2 separate regions of the Mus musculus genome follow, and region 2 is linked to region 1. A link is a contact called in ENCODE Hi-C data. All regions are on one chromosome and are shown on one strand. Each heading gives the region's core, a stretch centred on a gene start or an enhancer-like site at or near the end of the contact. The rest is flanking DNA. Distances are from core to core; before and after follow the strand shown. Region 1 holds the start of Ifi47 (interferon gamma inducible protein 47). Region 2 holds the start of 9930111J21Rik1 (RIKEN cDNA 9930111J21 gene 1).

Region 1 (3,717 bases), core at 184-2,683:
CTTCCAGCTCATTCACCCTTCTCTTGTCCCACTGTACCGTGGGAGCCCCATGATGCTGAGGAATGCTCTCATAGTGATAAAGAGAGATGGTGCCCTTTCTCCCCTTTTCATACCTCAGAGTATCTTCATGGTGAATCTGTGACACATTGCCATATAATTGAGTCACGGCTTCAGTTATCTGGAAGCCAGGCACTATACCTCAAGATTTCAATGTTCAGAACTAAATTTTGGCTCTCATATAGAAACCAAGAAAGAGATGTACTTGGTTCTCATACAAGAATCCACTAAGCATGTGAACGTCTGTGTACAGAAGGAGACAGAGTCACTGTGTGCCTTCAGATAATCAAAAATCGGACCCATAGACCATGGACGGTATCAACCTCCCACTCTCTGCACTCACCCAGCCATTCAAATGGAGAATAAACTCAAATCACACAGAGCTGGAAAAAAAAGACACCATTTTAATTAACAGGAGCATGTAATCTGTTCTTCATATCTGATTACATGTGTTAAAATTACGCAGAAACTCCGGGCGTGGTGGTACATGCCTTTAATCCCAGCACTCGGGAAGCAGAGGCAGGAAGATTTCTGAGTTCGAGGCCAGCCTGGTCTACAAAGTAAGTTCCAGGACAGCCAGGGCTATACAGAGAAACCCTGTCTCAAAAATACAAAACAACAACAACAACAACAAAAACCAAACCAAAACAAAACAAAACAAAAAATTATGCAGAAACACTGTCAATATAACCCAAACCATCCATGTTCAGAGACAGACTTCACCAAGGACAGAACATGTCAGCAACAGCTTCTTTTCCCAACATGGCAGCAAATGTCTTTCCTCCATGGTGATAAACGTTAAAACCAACAAAACCTGTGAGGGATTATCTCATTGCATCAAATGATGTTTTTGGAAAACCTGTCTTCACTTTGTGCCAGACTACGCTCTCATGAGGGAATCCTGAGGTAGATAAAATGAGAAAGGAAACTAGGAAGACTCCATTACTCTCTTTCCTGAGTTGTCTTGGTGGCTCTGGATCCTGTGAGACCCCAGGTTCATGGGTGCCTTGGGGCTGAAATGAGGTTAGTCAGCCACAGTGTTCCTGAGAAGGACAAGGAGGCAGACGCATGGCACAGTCCTTCCCGATGGGCAGTGTGTTTCAGTCATTCACTGGCGTCTTTGGAAAACCCCTCATCTCTTTCATCCTTGTCCCCAGGAATCCTTTGGCTTCAGAGAACTCATTCCCCTGATGTCTTGGCCGAGTGACCCTTCACAGGCCAAGTGGAAATGTCTTCCTGGCCTTGAATCTTCCAGGCTTCTTTCATTCTCTGACCAAGTTAAAGTCCTTTTCTTTTTCCTGGAAATGTTTATGCTGCAGGGGAAACAAAGAAAGAGCTTTAGTTTCACTTTTGTTTCCTGCAAATATATCTTTCATTTTTTTCTCTCTGCTAGGGCTCATTGCTTCAGACTTTCCTGAAGGAGGGCAGACCCGTGCCGTTGGTGGTGGCTGTGCTGTGGGCTGCAGTGAGAAACAGACCCGGTATTTTCTACTTCTTGGATCTGGTGAGTGCGAAAAGCCTTTGCACCTGGTGTGACCTAGGTTTTGGCTTTGTGGGAAGAGGGCAGAGCTGGCTTGGATAGGCAGCAGGTCATGTCACCGGTCTATCACAGATAGGAGTCATGGGTCTGGAACTGCCTTTTGGTGCCAGTTGTTCTGTGAGAGTTCTGAGTAAGTTTGGACTGAGCAGAGTCTTTATGGGTGACTCTCATAGGAAACGTACCATGCTCACTGTAATGTGGCCGGATCTCACCACCAGAGAGTATGGCATAACCCTGCCAGCTTTGCTTTCTTTTCTTTCCTTTCCTTTCCTTCCCTTCCTTTCCTTTCCTTTCGTTCCCTTCCCTTCCCTTCCCTTCCCTTCCCTTCCCTTCCCTTCCCTTCCCTTCCCTTCCCTTCCCTTCCCTTCCCTTCCCTTCCCTTCTCTCTTTTCTTTTCTCTTTCTTTCTTTCTTTCTTTCTTTCTTTCTTTCTTTCTTTCTTTCTTTCTTTCTTTCTCTCCTTCCTTCCTTCCTTCCTTCCTTCCTTCCTTCCTTCCTTCCTTTCTTTCTCTCTCTTTCCTTCCTTCCTTCCTTCCTTCCTTCCTTCCTTCCTTCCTTCCTCCCTCCCCTCCCTTTTTAAAAAGTCTCATCTGTATTTACTTTTTTTTTTTTCTAGATAGGGTCCAGCTGTGGGCCTAGGGTAAATGTGGCTTTTATTTCCTCTCAGGAAAAGAAGTTAAAGGGTGGTTTTCTCAGTTACCCCAACCTAAGGAAAGGTGGGTGTGCACCGGAGGCTAGGGCTAGAATTGCTGGATCATTCTGACAGACTCCTCTGTGTCCACTTGCTGGCACTCGATGCAGGGAGGGTATGGGTGAGAGTCATTCCCCTGCAGTAGCAGCTCGGTTATCAACAGAGGCACAAGGTGGTATGTGCTGGTGTTCACAAAATGGAAGGCAGAGCACGTGCCCTGAGTGAAGAGCAGGACTGGGTGGCCGATCCACACCCAGTGTCTGCCTGGTACAAGGCCTGACTGCTGTGGCTCTTTTCCCAAGGGCCCAAGGGGCCCCAGAAACATCACTGCGTCCTATGGTCCCTTAAATGTCCATCTCAAACTTCACCGCCTGCCCGCTTATCTTCCGGGCTGCTGTGCAGGTGGTGGCTCTGGCTGGCTTGCATGGGAGGCTCACCGCTGGTAGGGCTAGTGACCCAGAAATGGCTGGCAGGTCCTTTGGGGGTGTTTTGGCAACAGGTGAGTTCTGACACTCCATCAGGAATTTCCAGTCATAGATGATTTGGGTTGTGTGTGTGCCGCTGGGGGTGGTGCTGTAGTGCCTGGGCGGGAGCTGCACGCCTCATCGAGGGCTACGTGGTGAGTGGGGGTTGCCCAGCTGGGAGTCTGGCTGCAGCTGCTGCCCGCTGATACGTCTCCTGCACACCGCCCACGACCCTCCAGCAATCCCGCCCAGCCCGTCTCGCCCTGTATTTACCTTTTAAACAGAATGTGATCGGGCACTATTATTTCCATTCACAATCCTTGCTGAGTTACAAGACCTAGGGAAACTTAGGGTTTTGTTCTGGGTACTTTGGAAAACAAGCCACTTGGGGAATTCCTCTGTCAAGTTGTTTTAACTTGTGTTTACTTCTAAGACTGGTACATGCAAAGCCATCTTAATGTGGTCTACTAAGGAATCCAGCTCAAAAGTTAAACACTTCAGACCACAAACATAATTAACAAAAATCTAAGTAATGTTTCATCATGGACACACGAGTAAAGCTGATTTGCTGAGGTCTAAGGATGTCCATCCTGCTCCATAAGAGACAGCACGTTAACCTCCATCCTCACACTTACAGAACATACTTGAGAGAAAGCGTGGCTGGTTTCTTTTAAGATGCTGAAAGATCTCTATTTGTTCTAATGTTCACCATACACAATTAGTAATCAGAAGTAAAATAATTATTCCTCCCATTCCTGTTTTTTCTCCCTGCATTTCTTCCCCCTTGCTTCTCTCCCCCACCCCCTTCCTTACCCTCTGTCTCCTCTTTCTTCTTTGTACTGAGATTGGACCTTTGGCATCATAAACCTTGGACTATGCAAGGGCTCTACCACTAAGCTGCACTCCAAGCCCTTTCATTTTTTATATTTTTACTTTAAAAGTGTATTTATGTATGTGTGTGTGTGC
Region 2 (3,653 bases), core at 903-3,402, 110 kb before region 1:
AATTCAAAGCTTCTGTCCAGTAAAGGAAACAGACGAGGAAAGACAGTTTTTCCAGATGCGAGGGGATTCTTGTCAGTAGTTCATTCAACAGAAGATTAATGTTCAAAATATGCAAAGAACAAAACAAAAACCCTGATTAGTGAGAAAACAAACAGCCCAATCAAACCATGGGGCATGTAACTGAACAGAGTTCCAGAAGAAGAAATACAAATGGCCAATAAATGTAAATATTTCTTTAATGTGTTCAGTAGCCTCAGCCATTAAAGCATGCGTATTGTAGCCACTTTGGGATTTCATCTCACCTGAGTCAGAGAGGTTTGCATCAAGAGAGAAAATGGCAACAGATGCTGGTGTGGATGTAGCAGAAGGGGAGTCCTTATTTGCTGCTGTGGGGCTGTAAACAAGCACAGCCATTATGGGGTCAGTGACACCATTCCTGAGCATAGCCCAAAAGGACTCTATATCCTAGCACAAAGATATTGGAACATCATGTTCATTACTGCTCTAGTAATACCTGAGAAATACAATCAGCTTAGATGATAAGTGGATAATGAAAATGTGCCACAGAGACACAATGGAACTGGATTCATGCATAAATATAAATGCAAGTGTATAATTTTCAGACAAACTGGCAGAACTACTAAATGTTAAGTGAGTTCACCCAATGTCAGAAAGGCAAACCTGATGTTTTCACTCACATGTGGATTTCAGCTTCTCATTTTTAGGTATGTATATTTATGTTGTAGGAAGTGTTTGCAGAGGCCAGGAAACCGGAAGGAGGGCCATAAGAGGAGTAAAAATAGCTTTGGGCAGATCTAGATAGTAGCATATATGGGATATTCAAGTGGACTTAAGAATAATGGGAACTGAGAGCTTCAAACCCAGAGGACAGCCAGAGAGCTGTGGCACAGGACTGGCTGTGGTGTGGCCAACCAAAAACCGTATGTATGAACAAGCTATAAGGAAATATGCTCCTTTCTCAAGTTCCTAAAAAACAAAATAAAGTTTGAACAGAGGTATCCTGAGTGGGTGAATGAAGCTGCTCCCAGAAGCTAAAGAAGATTCAATGGGAATCCCAGACTGAAGTGGGGGCTACTTCCCCATGATTTGCTGTTTATGAAGACTCCTCAACCCCCCTTCCCCAAACAGTTAAGGTATCATGAGTGCTGGTTACATTGAAAAGGGGAACTGAGAAGTTTGAAGAGAGAGGCTTCTCACAGTTCCCTTCTAGAAGAGGAAATAGCAGTGGGTGTTCTGGATAGCATTTTATCCTCATGGGGATAAATAAAATAGCTCCAGTATAGCTGGGTGTGGTGGAGCATGCCTTTAATCTCAGCCCTAGGAAGCAGAGAAGCAGAGGTAGCTGGATCTCCTTGAGATTGAGGCCAGCCTGGTCTACAGGTTCTAGGTCAGTCAGAGGCACACTGTGTGATCCAGTCTCACCCAAAACCAAAACCAAAATAACAACAACAAAAAAGCTACAACAACAAGTATCCTACACCAAAGAGGTTCCCGTATTGACTGTGAGGAATCTGGTCACACAAGCTGCCCTCTTTCTCCAAGCTCAAGCTGGCATCAAAAGATCAACAGGCTTAGGATGTGCATGTGACAGGGAAGTTTGTTGCTGCCTTGCTGGTGGGTTGGGGCTGCTCTTTGGTGCAGAACACAGAGAAGAGCCTTTCTGTGAACAACCCCTGAGTGACATAAGCCATGACCGAAGGTCCTCTGCACTGCTACCAGGAGACTATCTTTGATACCACAAGTAAGCACTCGATTTCTGGTCCAGCTGCACTTAGAACCCTTCAGGTACCTGTTCCTGAGCCGTGATGCCAGTGGCCCTCCTGTGATGTCACCTCCTTCTTCTCTGGGAGCAAGGTCACTGGGGTAGCTCTCTTTGGAATCCTCTAAGCTGGGATGTTCAGGAAACAGATCGATGCACAGTGTTGGTGTCTTGGTGCTCTGGAGAGAAGAACAGATGGGAAGCAAAGGCAGATGTTTTCATATTTCCTTCCAGATCTTAGTTCCCACAGACTTTGCTCTTTGTTCTGCAGTTCCTAGATCTGAATCTTACCTGCCTTGTCCTTAAAGGGAGGGACTGCAATGAGGGTAAGATTTAGTTTCTATTTCCAGACCTCTGTTTCTGGTTTACAGAGTTGGCTGAAAAGGTTTCACATCCTTCCACAGAGAGGGAGGTGGAGCTCTACTTAATTAGCCAACTCCAGGGCTTCCTGTGTGCTCCACCCAATACTTTGGCAGCCTAGCCCCGTGTTAGCGCTCCCATGCACCACTCACCATTCTGCTTCCCTACCTCAAGACCCTCTTTTCAGATGATGTCATCTATTACTGAGTCAGTACTGACTTTCAGACCCAGTGAGCCCATGGTTCAGTGATTGCAGACGCTTGCTGTAGCCCTGTCCTTTGCTTATTCTGTTGACATTCTTTCTGTCCTCTCTCTCTCTCTTTCTCTCTCTGTCAGTCTCTCTCTCTCTCTCTGTGTCTCTCTGTCTCACTCCCTGTCTCCTTGTTTCTCTCTCTCTGTCTTTCTCTTTCTCTGTGTGTGTGTGTTTGTGTGTAGGTGGAAATGTATGTGTAGATGCTGTCATTTTTCTGATATCATGCTCCTTATTTGGGGACAGACACACTCACTGACTCACTTCACCGATTAGGCAAGGGTGGCTGACAGGTGAGCTTCAGGGTTCTGCCCCTCTCCTTGCTCAGTGCTGGAATTACAAACTCACTCCACTATGCCTGACTTTTACGTGGATTCTGGTGTCCAATCCATAACTTTCTCTTTGAAAGATGTTACTTACCACGTGATTATCTCCCTAGCCACTCGTAGAAAAATCCACGGAGATGGTGATCACTGTGATTAATGTGTTAAGTTCACTGTGCATGATTTTGTAAAAACTAAAATTATTTTTCACCTGTATAAGCTATGAAAACGTTGCTTCCACTTTCTACTTTGTCAGCTGGCCAGTGAGTCACAAGATGAGGCAAGCTAACTGCTGAGCTTCGTTGTTGTGTGAACTGCTTGCTTGAGTGGCTGAGGGCCCTGCTCGAGGTCTGTTACAGAATCAAAGCTTGCCCACACCCAGATAGGATTAGAGTTAATTTGATCCCCAAATAATAACTGTGGTTTTTCCCTCTATAATTCTTTGGCTAACAATTGCTGGAACATTACTTAGAGAATTCTGTTTGGTTTGGTCTTGGTCAGTCTTCTTCCTAATAAAACACTTCTAATTAATAAAAACAAAACTCCAGTCAGACTAGTGATTTGTCTGAACGATCACAGACCCATAGTAGCACATAGGAATATGCTGGTGCAAGGAATAGCTCTGGATTAGCCTCCTGTCCCTACAGTCTGTGCCTCTGTGGTTAGGAAGTCTGTGTCTGGTATGGCCAGGACTGGGGTTGGTGAGAGTGGCTTTCAATTTAATGCTACCTTGGAGTCATTTTAATAGAGAGTGGACTTCTGCGTGGGATCAGAGACTGGTACTTACAGTGAAAATGGAGAAAACACTTCTCATCCAAATGTGAGCAAGGGACAGGGAAGATGAGCCATGGAGCTCTCAGAGGTTCAGGGCAGCTCTGCAGTTCATAACCCTAACATCTACTGGCAGGATTTTACTAGAAAGGGGGTGGGTAGAGAAGAG

Evidence for each region. A loop is a pair of places that touch in the nucleus more often than their neighbours do.
Region 2: a map of regulatory T cell shows a loop between it and region 1 (3-fold over the local background). The contact joins the promoter of 9930111J21Rik1 here to the promoter of Ifi47 in region 1. A Hi-C loop is called at or near these places in 4 of 37 maps with a recorded cell type or tissue (T-helper 1 cell, T-helper 17 cell, T-helper 2 cell and 1 more).

The regions. Positions count from the first base shown.
Region 1 is chr11:49,085,584-49,089,300 of GRCm38, forward strand. Ifi47 (interferon gamma inducible protein 47) reads left to right here and starts at 1,434. Exons shown (of 2, transcript NM_008330.2): 1 at 1,434-1,561. It also overlaps the pseudogene Gm12188.
Region 2 is chr11:48,977,229-48,980,881 of GRCm38, forward strand. 9930111J21Rik1 (RIKEN cDNA 9930111J21 gene 1) reads right to left here and starts at 2,153. Exons shown (of 4, transcript NM_001114679.1): 1 at 2,072-2,153; 2 at 1,811-1,959. Gm42074 (a long non-coding RNA gene) reads left to right here and starts at 1,319. Exons shown (of 4, transcript XR_879821.2): 1 at 1,319-1,762.